Regions from separate parts of the Homo sapiens genome. Here region 1 is linked to region 2. A link is an interaction called in ENCODE POLR2A ChIA-PET data of the cell type or tissue named here. Cell type or tissue: OCI-LY7. All regions are shown on one strand. Links, peaks and the distances in the headings refer to the core of each region. The heading gives the core; the rest is flanking DNA.

Evidence for each region. Peaks named below come from ENCODE experiments on the same cell type or tissue, not always from the same donor. Only the 100,000 strongest peaks of a DNase experiment are listed, where the experiment ranks them.
Region 1: POLR2A ChIA-PET joins it to region 2 with 32 read pairs; 4 of 35 experiments call an interaction of 5 or more read pairs at or near these places.

The regions. Positions count from the first base shown.
Region 1 is chr22:35,882,106-35,885,016 of GRCh38, forward strand. The region is part of intron 2 of RBFOX2 (RNA binding fox-1 homolog 2); the gene reads right to left. Among named protein-coding and RNA genes, the nearest start is that of RBFOX2, 150 kb to the right of the region's middle. RefSeq lists an enhancer at 793-1,294. In OCI-LY7, for the core only: no CTCF peak of the experiment used is centred there; DNase peaks (open chromatin) are centred at 776 and 1,126; H3K4me3 peaks cover 1,707 bases; H3K27ac peaks cover 2,500 bases.
Region 2 is chr22:36,013,354-36,016,264 of GRCh38, forward strand. All of the region lies in intron 1 of RBFOX2 (RNA binding fox-1 homolog 2), which reads right to left. Among named protein-coding and RNA genes, the nearest start is that of RBFOX2, 14 kb to the right of the region's middle. In OCI-LY7, for the core only: no CTCF peak of the experiment used is centred there; DNase peaks (open chromatin) are centred at 1,618 and 2,158; H3K4me3 peaks cover 1,811 bases; H3K27ac peaks cover 2,199 bases.

The sequences.
Region 1 (2,911 bases), core at 162-2,661, 130 kb before region 2:
GATGAAAGAGAATCAAAAAAAGAGGTGAAAGGACTTGGCTCAAAATATTACAACTTTAAAACTGAGTACAAACTTCCAAAGAGGTGGGAAGAAAATCAGGAAAGTATGATGTCCTGCAAGTCAAGTATCCAAGAAAGTGAATTAGAGAACGAAGTGATCAGTGATAGAATATTCTACAGATAGGTCAAGTAAGATGAGGGCTGAGACCAGACCACTAGATTTAGCAGCATGCAAGTTACTGGCAACTTGGACTAGAGCCCTTTCAGTGGTGTGGTTGCAATAAAAACCTGGCTGCGTGGGTTTAAGAGGAGAACTGATATAATCAGATATAATCAAATATAAACAACGCTACTGAGTTTTGCTTTAAAGGAAAAGAAATTCAGCAGTTGCTGGCAAAGTGAGGTCAAGAGTATTATTTTTAAATAAGTGGAAGAACAGCTTAACTGTATGCTGACGGGACTAATCCAATAAAGACAGAAAACTTGATGATCCCAGAGAGAGGGAAGAGAATTGCTGGATCCATGTCCTAAACAGACTAGCAGAGATAGGACCTAGTATACAACTGGAAGGTTCACCTTATATAGGAATGCAAATGCTTCATGAGTGAGGGGACAGTTTATTCATACTGATGAGAGAAAGTGGGTAAATACGGGGGTGGGAAATCCTCTCCTGATTGCTTCAGTTTTGCACATATCATCTGGTACTTATGACTTGTAAGCAAAAGCCAAAAGAAGCAATTTAACAACAGCATGGCATTCTGGGAGCCTAGATGGCAGAGTATTAGGGCTGCTTTCTCACTTGCCCTCTGGGTTTCTGTTCTCTAAAATCCTTGCAATCACTAAATGGCATAACTTTTTCTACAAAAGAAAGGCAGGAAATTGGGGGGCACAAAAGAGTCACTGATCCATACTGACTCTGAAATCTAGCAGGGCAAACACTGAAAGTTCCTTGATTAGGTCTCAACACTGGGAAAAGAATTCTCCATGACTTTTGCCTTCATCTCTAGGCTCCTGCTTCCAACCTCTGAGTCATCTTTCCCTTTTGATGAAAGGTGGCATGTGTTAGCTCCTGAGCACTTTCTCAGCCTGCTTCCTGCCAGCAGAATGCTAGGGGTGTCCGACAGCCTCTTTTCATTTTGTACTGTTTCTTTTCCTGTTCAGTCCTAGCTACAGTGGATTTCCTGCATATCTCACCACAATAGACAAAAGCTATACCCATAGATCTCTCCAAGAGGAACTCTTCTACCTCTACCTTGGGCTCCTGCTAAAAAGGCTAGAAGCCCTATTGTTTGACGGAGAGGCCTTGAGTGTGACTGAAGAGGATGCTAAGGCACTACCTTCTCAGGTCTTAACAGCAGGCTTTAAAGGCACAGTCTTGGCTTTATCTTTAGACCGCCATTCTCCCCGGAGTGGCTCTTGAATTGATCTTTGCCGTGTCTCAATTTCATCACCCTCTGCCAACCAGAAAGGCTGAGAATTTTCAAAATCATCAAGTTCTGGCTCCTTTTTTAACAGTGCTTCCCTCAATTTATTTATTTCCCCTCATACTTTAAGCAGCAAGAAGGAACCAGAGGGGATCTGCAATGTTTTGTTTAGAAGTTTACTTAGCTAGATCTCTCAGTTCATGAAACACACTTTCTGCTTTCCACAACTATAAATGATAGTGTTGCTAAACTTTCTACCACTACATAACAAGGATCCCCTTTCTTCCAGTTTCTTTCCTTTAAGACCTCGTGACAATCGCCTCAAAGTCCCATTTTTATAATGTGTTCAAGGTATTCTAATCTTATACTAACACTCTCCTTAAAAGTCCACTGCCCAGTTTCAAAGTCACTCCCAGTTTAGATTTTCACCAAAAAGCACCCCACTATTGGTACCAAAATCTGTAGTTATCTCTTTTTTTTTTTTTTTTTTTTTTTTTGTGATACAGGGTCTCGCTCTCTTGCTCAAGTTCTTGCTCTCAGCTCATTGCAGCTTACACCTCCCAGGCTCAGGTGATCCTCCCACCTCAGCCTCCCAAGTAGCTGGACTACAGGCACGCACCACCTTGCCCAGCTAATTTTTGTATTTTTAGTAGAGATGGGGTTTTGCTATGTTGCCCAGGCTGGTCTCAAACTCCTGGGCTCAAGCGATCCGCCTGCCTCGGCCTCACAATGTGCTGGGATTACAGATGTGAGCCACCACACCCGGCCTAGTTATCTATTTCTATGTAACAATTCATTTTCAATCACAGTAGCTTAAAACAGCATTTATTATCTCAGTTTATGTGGATCAGAAATCCAGCTGGGTAAGCTAAGTGCTTCTGGTTCAGGGACTCTCACAAGGCTGCAGTCAAGGTGTTGGCTGGGGCTGCAATCATTAAAGCTTGACTATCAAGGATCCACCACCAAACTCACTCACCTGGCTGCTGGCAGGTCACTAGCTGTTAGGCCTAGACATCACTGGCTCTTGGGCCTTCCCACAAGGCTACTTAACAGTGTAGGGGCTCTGAGAGAAAGGTAGAGAGGGCAAGCACCCAAGATAAAAGCCACAGTCTCTTTGTAACCAAATCTTAGAAGTGACATCTCATCAATTTTCCATATTCTATGCATTCAAAGTGAGTCACTAGGTCCAGCCTATAAGGGGAAGATAATACACAAGGGTATGAATATCAGGAGGTGGGGATCACTAGGGACCATCTTAGATGCTGCCTATCACAGACTAGCTGAATGTATTACAACATATTGGTTAAGAGTACTGACTCTGAAGCAAGACTGCGCATTTGAATCTTCCTTCCCCGTTGTAAGATGAAACAAGATAATAGTAATGAAAGCATCAGACCCAGTGCCTCCTATCATAGGAGGCACTTGGGAATTTGTTTTCTTATCTCTTCCAATCCCAACTGCCTTTAACAATCGAAAATTTCTCCAGTT
Region 2 (2,911 bases), core at 297-2,796:
TAATAAAAATGGCTATTACATAATAGAATACCTACTACGTGTCAGGCCCTGAACTAAGCACATTACATACAGTATCGCTTTTTAATTCTTACACTAATCCTATAACACATTTTACAAAGAAAGCTGAGGCTTAGATAAGTTAAGTCACTTAACCAAGATCCCACAGCTGTGAAGTGGAAATGCTGGTACACCACCTAAGGTTTGTCTGTCTGCAAGGCCATTCTATTTTTTTATAATCTCAGAGTGGTAAAACCTTCACTAAGCATCACACAAACACACACACACACACACACACAGAGAGAGAGAGAGAGAGAGAGACCACTAATGAAAACTTTAATAGACCTTTTTACATTTGAAAAAGTAGCCTCTGATATAGGAAATGGAGAAAAGCAAGGAGCAAAAAATACAGAGAGTATGCTAATATTTGTGTCAAAAAGAAAGGAGGGGGGATAACAGACAAATTAGTAACAGTGGTTACTTGTTTGGTAAAGGGGATAGGGACACATAGGAAGCAGAAATGAAAAGGAGACATTTCATTACATATGTATTTATGAATTTAGAGTTAGGAATTAACTTACCGGTAGGGAATCTGGGCGTAAATCCTGGTTTGGAAAACGCTACACAATAGTTCAGCATCACAACGTCTGCTTATGAAAAGTGTAGTGTGATAGGTTTTTTTTTTAATGTGTTTAATTCTAATGTCCAAAGTTATTTAACTTTTTTTGGTGGGGGGCTGGGGCATGGGCAGGATGATACCTATTATCATTTCTTTTTTTTTTTTTTATTGAGACAGAGTCTCACTCTGTCGCCCAGGCTGGAGTGCAGTGGCGCAATCGCGGCTCACTGCAAGCTCCGCCTCCTGGGTTCACGCCATTCTCCTGCCTCAGCCTCTCCGAGTAGCTGGGACTACAGGCACCCGCCACCACGCCCAGCTAATTTTTTGTATTTTTAGTAGAGACGGGGTTTCACCGTGGTCTCGATCTCCTGACCTCGTGATCCGCCCGCCTCAGCCTCCCAAAGTGCTGGGATTACAAGCGTGAGCCACCGCGCCCGGCCACCTGTTATCATTTCTTAAAGAGCAATCAATACAATACAGCTTGGGATACTAGAATTAAATAATTTCCTAACTTAAAACAGAATGCTGAATGAGTCAAAATTTTTAGGTTTCTTTAAGCTCGGGGATACCAAAGTATTTACTACTTGCTTCTAACACTGCAAAAAATAACCCATAGTAAAGCTAAAATCCAAAAGGGGTAAATGATACCTACACCAAACTCAAGAAAGTCAAATAAGGGATTCTTAAAATAAGCTTCTCATTATTGAAAAAAAGCAAAGCCTACAGAGTAACACTTATTTCACACCACTCCTAGAGAAAGAAACGCAGAGTAAGCATAAAAGAAAATTGCGCATGCACACACAGATACAGGTTATCTATTAATCATAGCATTTTTATACAGCTGACAAAAATCACTAGAAGTCCCTGATAAGCGCCTCTCTGAAGGGCTACTACATGCACTTAACACACTTTAATGCTTACGTATGAAGGTAGGAAATGCCAAAGTTAACCAACTGATCTCCAACACTGTAAAACACAGCCAGCTCAGAGCTAAAATGCTGCTGCAAAAAGATCTATTCAGTATCATGACAAGCAGCTAAAGACTTTTAACAAAGCAGAGGGACAGAAGATGTCTATAATGAGTAATGAACAGCACCTGGGAATGGAGAGGCGCTAGCTAACAGAAAAATTAGTTTCTAAACCCAAATACAGACCTTTTGAGTATGACCAGCATTACCTCAAAGTCTTGGATGATATCAAAATTTGCCAATTTATTATCAGCTTAATAAGAGTCATGTATGAAACTATGACTTCTAGTTCAAATATAACACAAAACATAGTAAAATCTTATGTAAGTATGTAACTAATGCAGACATATATGAAACGGACTGCTTAAGCAATAGCTGAATAGCAGTACTCTGCATTCTTTTAAACAAGGTGTGCATAGCATAAGACCAGGGTCAGACTTTCAGGACAAGTACTACCAACTCCCTGTAAGCTTTGCCAAAGGGGAAACTTCCTGAAGTTCCAACAAAGTCTTCAAACCCACTGTGCCAGCCACTAACAGTAACCATGTTCCTGGAAGCTTGTATATGAGAAGCAAACCAATGAGTTAAGCTTTGTGGATGTTGGGAGCCACCACAAAACATCTTTCAATTTTGCCAGTTTTCACTTTGAAATCACACAATCCTATCTTATCCCCTAGAAACTAAGAAACAGCAGGTGAAAGCTGTCAAAGCCACATATTCAGACTAATTAGGGGACAAGCCAGTCTGATTAGGGGATAGCGACCTCATTTGCAGATGCTTTTGCAGATGAAGGAGAAGCTGAATATGGAGAAATTTAATCGGGGCAGGGGGCTAAAAAAAGATCTACAATTCCTGCCTTTTACCCGAAATTATTACTTACCCTCCCAAGAATTTTTGTGGACCACTGAACTGAAGAAGGAAAAGAAAGAAAAAGGGAGAAAACAAACTTTAGGCTGTAAGTGTGACTGTATAAAAATCCCTGAGAGGATGAATTATGAAACTAAACTCCATGCAACAGGGCTAACTATGTAGCTGCTTTTCCACTTGCCTAATGGCCCAAGACAAATAGAGCAGGGCCATCCAGGAGTCCCAACAACTTCCAGGAAAATGGAACCAACGTCCTCCTGTCTCAGAACAAGCCACATACCCCCTGAAAGTAACCCCTAAGTGAAATCCATATAGATCTGCTTTGAAAATCACTCTGGCTGGCAACAATTAAGGCCCACTCCTTCAAACAATTCCAATTTGTATGGGAAAAAGCTTCTTAAAAGAAAAAAAAAAGCAATTGAAAGAAATTTCTATGAGCCTCTGCCCAAAAGTATTCCAA